2 separate regions of the Homo sapiens genome follow, and region 2 is linked to region 1. The links are chromatin contacts, found by Hi-C or POLR2A ChIA-PET in ENCODE. All regions are on one chromosome and are shown on one strand. The core of a region is the stretch at or near the end of the contact, and the rest is flanking DNA. Distances in the headings are between cores, read along the strand shown. Region 1 overlaps FLT1 (fms related receptor tyrosine kinase 1). Region 2 holds the start of FLT1 (fms related receptor tyrosine kinase 1).

Region 1 (3,744 bases), core at 872-3,371:
TGGAAATAACTTATTAGTTATAAAATATAGTGCTTAAAAAAAAAAGGAGACGGCAATGTGATCTTGTCTTCTCAAAACAGTGAGCAGGACTGTCATTGTGGCCAGGTCAGATTGCAGAGCCTAAGGCTAATTCTTGATCTTCTCTGAGACAAACCTGGGACAGCACCTTCCAAGTCTTGGTTAAAGATCCATTTACTGTGATTTAGCTGACATGGGCAAGCACTGTTCAAATAGTGAAATAATGAAACTATAGCATTATTCCACCTTAGTAAGTACAGCCAAGACTCATTATATTTTCCTTCATATCTCGTAGGGACAAAAAAGGAAACTCACATGGTGATTTGGTGAGAGAAGCACTGTCATTAAGCCAGACACTAACTAAGGCTTATGATTGTCCACGTTTGTGTGCGATATCTATGCCTAGGGAACAGGTTACTGTGTAGAGAGGTGTGTGTGCCAGAGGAAGGACACTAGATTTATGCTCAAACAACTTCAGTTCCTAGCCAACTTGGGCCAGGGTATCACTTCCTTCAGTTTTTTCATCACTAAAAGGGCAGTCAGCCTGCCAATCTCATTAGGTTGTTGGGACAAACAATTGAGATAGTATATGTGAAAGTGTATTTGAAGAAAATTAAGTGCTAAATAAATCCTGCTATGCTACATATTTGAAGCACCTCTAGACACAGATGTAGTTTCCAAACATTACGCTCTAGGTGGATTTGACATGATTCTTAGTATAAAACAGAAGCTGTTGTCGAACTAATGATCTAAGAAATGTTAAAATCCTATATAACTTTAAGCATGAACACTCACTCCTTCTACATTTGTTATACATTTTCTTTCTAGAAAAATAAGAGAGCTTCCGTAAGGCGACGAATTGACCAAAGCAATTCCCATGCCAACATATTCTACAGTGTTCTTACTATTGACAAAATGCAGAACAAAGACAAAGGACTTTATACTTGTCGTGTAAGGAGTGGACCATCATTCAAATCTGTTAACACCTCAGTGCATATATATGGTAAGCATAGTTCAGCGTTGCCAACTCATGCTATGCTTTCTAATCATTGTAGATGTCTGTGTTCTCTAAATAAGTCAGTTTTCTGTTGGCCAAGAGTTACATTATCATGAATGAATACAGCTTGGCCATGGTTCCCTCCTCCCCCTGTCAAAAAGCAAACCACATTAAGTACTCTTTACATTTAATACTTTTGAATTGAACAGAGAGTCCTTTCTTTAGATGCTTATTATGGCTAATAATTCGGTTAGAACCTAATATATTTATGAAATTCTTAGTGTTCTGTATAAACAAAACAGAAAAAGATGATGAGTTTTATCTTTATTATCTAAGAAAAATTTCTCAGGTACTACCATGAATTAGAGAAATAAAAATATGGTATGCTAAATCATTTAGAATTAATGCTATTTTATTCCTGCTTTTACTCTCAAGGAATCCTAATGCTGTTGCTTAATTTCAGTATGCAAATTCTATAAAGAAAATGCTTAAAGACCTTATTTCCATTGCTGAAAAGGAAACAGTGTGGAGGGCAGAAACTATGGAACAATTCTATCAGTAGCCTTTATTTCCTTTTGTCTTTCTCCAGTTGATTTTTGATATCAAATTGGTTGTTTTAGGGTGTACAGAGCAACTTTTTCTCACCTTGCTTATAGTGGCCAGGTAGATTTTTAGAAATATCTTCCCACTTCTTTGTTATTGTGATAGAGATATTTAAGGTGTTTCACTTTCTGTTGCTCTGCCACTGTTTTATGTGGCTAGGACGTGATACCATTTGATTTGAAAGGCGTTCACCAATTACAGTGCTTTTAAAGTATCCTATTCATGATCAACATTTGGGCTCATTGATAGGCTCTATCATAATTCAGCTCTGTTTATTTACTCATTGATTACACCCTCCCTGAATGAGGCCCTAAGGTTTTGTTTATGGAAATTATTCTTTTCTAATGTATGTATCACTTCTCCTTTCAAAGATAAAGCATTCATCACTGTGAAACATCGAAAACAGCAGGTGCTTGAAACCGTAGCTGGCAAGCGGTCTTACCGGCTCTCTATGAAAGTGAAGGCATTTCCCTCGCCGGAAGTTGTATGGTAGGACCATCCTTATTTCCATAACAGTTTAAGACATACTTTGTAAGTGGGAAGCTGCAAGAGCCTAATGACTCGAATTCCTGACAAAATACCAAGAGACGTTCCTCAGACAGCCCCAGAGAGCTCAGAACTCTGTAGATTCTTGGGTGGTGGAGGTGAGAAGGGCTGGGGAAAAGGAAATAATGTAGCAAGGTAAGCGAGAGATGAGGTTTGTTTGAGTGCTCGCTTCAGTCTAGTCTCTTACTGTGGCTAACTTTCTGCATCTCTAAACCTTCCTATGATGTCAACATTCTTTGAATGGGATGTGTTGAGCAATGACTAGGAAGCATTTTGAATATGTAACATGCTCTATTAACCCTGAAGAAGTGGGCTCTTGTAATGAGAATGCTGAAAATAATTCTTTTATATACAGCTGGGTTGAAAGTTCCAGTCCTGTTTTAAAATTAAACAAACATTAATAGAGACAAGACTTACTCATTTGAAGAGGGGGACGATGGGGCCTATTTGAACTAATTAAGTTTTTTTTGGCTAGAAAGATACATATTCAAAACCTCCTTCAGCAGTTGTTTTTTAAAACACTGGTACAACACCTGATGTAAAACAATGTAATCTGTTTATGATCTGCAATCATTTTACAAAATTACTGTTAAATGCCAATATCTTTGGCTCAAGTCATTACATTTTAAACAAAGGGTATAGTACAAAACTGATTAGCAAAACAATCCATACAATAGGGATGTGGCGCCATTTTAGAATCTCCCTAACCAGAGCTGATTTGGCTTTCAATGTCATATGAGGGCAGTGTTTGTTTGCAGTTCCCTCAAATACTTAATAGGGAATTAAAGAGAAAATTTTAACTTTGTGCTATGTCTTCATGCCATTGCAGTAGAAAAATGATCTTTTTTGCTTCAGAATATCAAAAACGTTTAGTAGTAAATTTTTAGGTTTAATAGTAAATTGAATAGTAATCTGATGACTCCAGGAGGTACATTCACTCTTCCAGTGTCTGAGGGCACGCTCATCTGTTAGTGTTGATTTCTTCAGTAACTAAGTAGCAAGGGCATTAAAAAAAAATTCAATCCACCGTCAAAAATGCTGACTTGTTGTAGGAAATAATTTAAAGTAATACCAAGACAATATTTGTAATCACAAAGTGTAGCATCCTCATTTTAATTACTTTGGATCTGAGACACACTAGTAATGGGAATTTGTTTGTAGGACTTTATAATCATGCATGATAATGAACTAAGTTCCCAATATTAAACCTTTATACAGAACACAAGAAACTCCTAATGGATTAAAACTGCCTATTTAAAGAACCATGCATTTTAATGAAATCATAGAATTTTAGAGTTATAAGGAAACTTTGAGAACCTCTAGAAAATTTGAGAAAATTGGAGCCCAAACTGGTTAGTCACATTTGCAGCAGCCTGCAGTGAGTAGCAGAGCCAGGTCAAGCACCCAAGCCTCTGACTCTCAGTTCTGTGTGCAACAGAGTGATATCAATGCATCGATTCAGTATTTAATACGTTTTTAAAATTTCTTTAAGTTTATGCTTTCTGTTTTTTTTTTTTCTGTGCCTTAACTGTTCTTCCTCAGAGGAAAAATCTTGATAGTCTTGATTTCACTCTAGTTTA
Region 2 (4,066 bases), core at 136-2,635, 65 kb before region 1:
GAGAACTGGAAAAACAGAAAGCGCTGGTGAAGCCAGCAGGCAAGCAATGACTCCGGCAGTCTTCCTTGCCTCTGAAGCAGAAGGGATCCAGGGACAGTTAGTGGCTCAGGTCCTGCGGCTCCAGGTGCCCAGACGTGCATTTCCTGTGTGGAGTGGCCGGGGCCTCTCCTTGGTGTGCAGCCCAGAAATGTGGCAACTTTGGGTTACCCAACCTTCCTAGGCGGGGAGGTAGTCCAGTCCTTCAGGAAGAGTCTCTGGCTCCGTTCAAGAGCCATCACAGTCCCTTGTATTACATCCCTCTGACGGGTTCCAATAGGACTATTTTTCAAATCTGCGGTATTTACAGAGACAAGACTGGGCTGCTCCGTGCAGCCAGGACGACTTCAGCCTTTGAGGTAATGGAGACATAATTGAGGAACAACGTGGAATTAGTGTCATAGCAAATGATCTAGGGCCTCAAGTTAATTTCAGCCGGTTGTGGTCAGAGTCACTCATCTTGAGTAGCAAGCTGCCACCAGAAAGATTTCTTTTTCGAGCATTTAGGGAATAAAGTTCAAGTGCCCTGCGCTTCCAAGTTGCAGGAGCAGTTTCACGCCTCAGCTTTTTAAAGGTATCATAATGTTATTCCTTGTTTTGCTTCTAGGAAGCAGAAGACTGAGGAAATGACTTGGGCGGGTGCATCAATGCGGCCGAAAAAGACACGGACACGCTCCCCTGGGACCTGAGCTGGTTCGCAGTCTTCCCAAAGGTGCCAAGCAAGCGTCAGTTCCCCTCAGGCGCTCCAGGTTCAGTGCCTTGTGCCGAGGGTCTCCGGTGCCTTCCTAGACTTCTCGGGACAGTCTGAAGGGGTCAGGAGCGGCGGGACAGCGCGGGAAGAGCAGGCAAGGGGAGACAGCCGGACTGCGCCTCAGTCCTCCGTGCCAAGAACACCGTCGCGGAGGCGCGGCCAGCTTCCCTTGGATCGGACTTTCCGCCCCTAGGGCCAGGCGGCGGAGCTTCAGCCTTGTCCCTTCCCCAGTTTCGGGCGGCCCCCAGAGCTGAGTAAGCCGGGTGGAGGGAGTCTGCAAGGATTTCCTGAGCGCGATGGGCAGGAGGAGGGGCAAGGGCAAGAGGGCGCGGAGCAAAGACCCTGAACCTGCCGGGGCCGCGCTCCCGGGCCCGCGTCGCCAGCACCTCCCCACGCGCGCTCGGCCCCGGGCCACCCGCCCTCGTCGGCCCCCGCCCCTCTCCGTAGCCGCAGGGAAGCGAGCCTGGGAGGAAGAAGAGGGTAGGTGGGGAGGCGGATGAGGGGTGGGGGACCCCTTGACGTCACCAGAAGGAGGTGCCGGGGTAGGAAGTGGGCTGGGGAAAGGTTATAAATCGCCCCCGCCCTCGGCTGCTCTTCATCGAGGTCCGCGGGAGGCTCGGAGCGCGCCAGGCGGACACTCCTCTCGGCTCCTCCCCGGCAGCGGCGGCGGCTCGGAGCGGGCTCCGGGGCTCGGGTGCAGCGGCCAGCGGGCGCCTGGCGGCGAGGATTACCCGGGGAAGTGGTTGTCTCCTGGCTGGAGCCGCGAGACGGGCGCTCAGGGCGCGGGGCCGGCGGCGGCGAACGAGAGGACGGACTCTGGCGGCCGGGTCGTTGGCCGCGGGGAGCGCGGGCACCGGGCGAGCAGGCCGCGTCGCGCTCACCATGGTCAGCTACTGGGACACCGGGGTCCTGCTGTGCGCGCTGCTCAGCTGTCTGCTTCTCACAGGTGAGGCGCGGCTGGGGGCCGGGGCCTGAGGCGGGCTGCGATGGGGCGGCCGGAGGGCAGAGCCTCCGAGGCCAGGGCGGGGTGCACGCGGGGAGACGAGGCTGTAGCCCGGAGAAGCTGGCTACGGCGAGAACCTGGGACACTAGTTGCAGCGGGCACGCTTGGGGCCGCTGCGCCCTTTCTCCGAGGGAGCGCCTCGAGGAGTGGCTGGCCTGGACCCGCGAGCATCAGCGCTCAGACCGGGTCCGCGCTGGGGCTGTCCGTTTGCGACAGGATCGCTGATCCCTTATCCAGCTGTCGGGTTGGGGTCTCACTGCCGAGGCCCTGGGCACTAGGAGCAGCACGCACCGGGACCTGCCTGGCACCCAGAGCCCATTCCCAGAGGACCTGGGGCAGGTACGCAGGGTCCCCCGGAGCCGGGAGCAGAGGCTCCTGAAAGCCTGCCAGGCTGCCCGGGGCTGGGCTGAGGCCGGGACTTTGGTGATATTGGGCACTGGCCGCGACCTCGCGTCACGAGAGTGTAGGAGGGGAGCCGATTTGGAGGGGACTCGTGCCTGCGGGGGAGCAGGAGGATCTCAGGAGAGGGCCAGCGCCGGCATCCCATGACCCGCTTGAGTCCCCAAGCCGGACTGTCCCGGGGAACGCTCGGCGAGCGCCCGCTCCTCCCCGCCGCTCTCGGACCGCGGGGCCCCAGTGCGCTGCGCTCAGCCACCCGGGTGGGGCCTCTGCCGGGAGCAGGCGTGGTGCGCGGTCCAGTCCGTGTCGCGGACATCAGTGACCCTGACCCACAAGGGCAGCCCAGGGCCCAAATACCGTTAACTTACTGACTTACAAGCCTAGCCTTTAAAATCCGAGCGAAGAGAGGGCGGGCGATTTTGACCAAACGATGTGGTTTGAGGAATCGATGAGGTCCGCCCGCCACCTAAGTCAGCCTTCGCTGGGCGTTTGGGAGACGGGCGGTGGAACAGTCAGGGGCCGGGGGTTTTACCAGCAGTTAGACCGCCGCCATTGAGGGGTCAAAGCCCCGAGGAACTTGAGGGTTCGGACTCGCAGTCTCTGCTCAGTGGGGCTGAGTGGCGGAGATTTGTGCCTCGTTCCCCTGGGCGCAGAGAGCCAGATTTCGGAGCGCCTTTCTTTTAAGCATCGTGGAGAAAAGGTAAAATATGAAATAAAATATAGTAATATAAAATAAGTCATTGCAATGATTCCCGGGAAGAAAAGTCAATAGGATGGAGCGTAGTACAACAACAACAACAACAAAAAGCTTGTTAAACCCAAAAAGCAGTAATAATTAAATATTCTTTCTCAGTGGGAAGACTAACTAGACCGTCAGTTTCCAAGTAACAAGTAATAGTTCCAATTAGATTGGAGAAACTACTAAACCCGGAGACAGGGCGAAGTGGTAACTTCTGAGAACTCACTGTAGGTTGGGAAAGGTGCTAACATAACTATATTAAATAAAATGTTGTATTTTCTATTTCACAAATACATTTTTTGTTTTGAAAAGTCACTTGTATTAAAATATAATTGCTTAGAGAATTTAAATACCTCACTCGACTATTATGTAAAGATAAATCTAGCTAAATTACATGAATCTAAAATTACGGAGGGAAAAGTACGTGATTTATTAGATTTTCTGCTTCACATAATTATATCTTTATTTTGAAAACATGCTGACTTTAGTGAAGCATCGTTTTCTTTGTAATTGGAAGCATCTTAGATCAGTGGAAACTTTACAGAAATGTGAGTGGGATCCTCTTGTGATTTTTCTTAGATTATAATTTACTTAAATGGGGCAGCAGTTTTGCAACTCTGAATTTCTTTTTTTTTTTTATTTGCACTTTTTTGGGAAGAAAGGACTAACATTGGCAAGCTGAGAACCTCTTTACCTAACAGTTAACAGAACACTCTGTTAGTTCATGTTAGCTCAGTCGGCATCATGGGTGCTTTTGAAAACTCATAGTTTCTCTGTCTGGTTAACAAGCATCTCACAGTAAAACAATCAGCTACCGCCTACTTTACAAACCGCATCAGGGCTTTCATGCTCAACTGAGAGGCTGCATATCCGGGAAGCAATGTCTAGTAAGAAGCCACGGTTCCCCACTGCAGAGTTCTCTTGCGTCATTATGAACCTGGGTCTGCCTTCCTTCAGGTACTATGTAATCTTTGAATACTTATCAGCTATTAATATTCTGTGTGTGTGCATGCCTGGTGTGCACATGCATTGAGAGGTAAAATAACCAGAGGCTCAGTATTACAAAAAGATAATGCCTTTCCCCTCTAAAGCGCTTATTTACCTCTTCCAGACATTCTGGGAAATAAAAAGATGCCAA

Evidence for each region. Hi-C counts contacts between places; a loop is a spot of excess contacts on that map. ChIA-PET counts read pairs that join two places held with the same protein, here RNA polymerase II (POLR2A). Pooled maps may share reads with other maps.
Region 2: a map with no recorded cell type shows a loop between it and region 1 (7-fold over the local background). The contact joins the promoter of FLT1 here to the enhancer-like site in region 1. A Hi-C loop is called at or near these places in 2 of 168 maps with a recorded cell type or tissue (heart left ventricle and heart right ventricle), 7 of 37 single-sample maps with no recorded cell type and 9 of 50 pooled maps. POLR2A ChIA-PET finds 5 or more read pairs at or near these places in 4 of 52 experiments (Panc1, WTC11, activated CD8-positive, alpha-beta memory T cell and 1 more).

What each region holds. Positions count from the first base shown.
Region 1 is chr13:28,428,413-28,432,156 of GRCh38, reverse strand. FLT1 (fms related receptor tyrosine kinase 1) reads left to right here. Exons shown (of 30, transcript NM_002019.4): 7 at 847-1,021; 8 at 1,990-2,107. Among named protein-coding and RNA genes, the nearest start is that of FLT1, 65 kb to the left of the region's middle. RefSeq lists enhancers at 1,192-1,851, 1,871-2,270. Within about 2 kb of position 2,121, at least 3 of the 41 ENCODE cell types and tissues checked have a DNase peak (open chromatin) inside an H3K27ac peak, as active enhancers do.
Region 2 is chr13:28,492,447-28,496,512 of GRCh38, reverse strand. It overlaps FLT1 (fms related receptor tyrosine kinase 1), which reads left to right and starts at 1,385. Exons shown (of 30, transcript NM_002019.4): 1 at 1,385-1,733. The coding sequence starts at 1,670. RefSeq lists silencers at 1,480-1,529, 1,650-1,769, 1,850-1,899.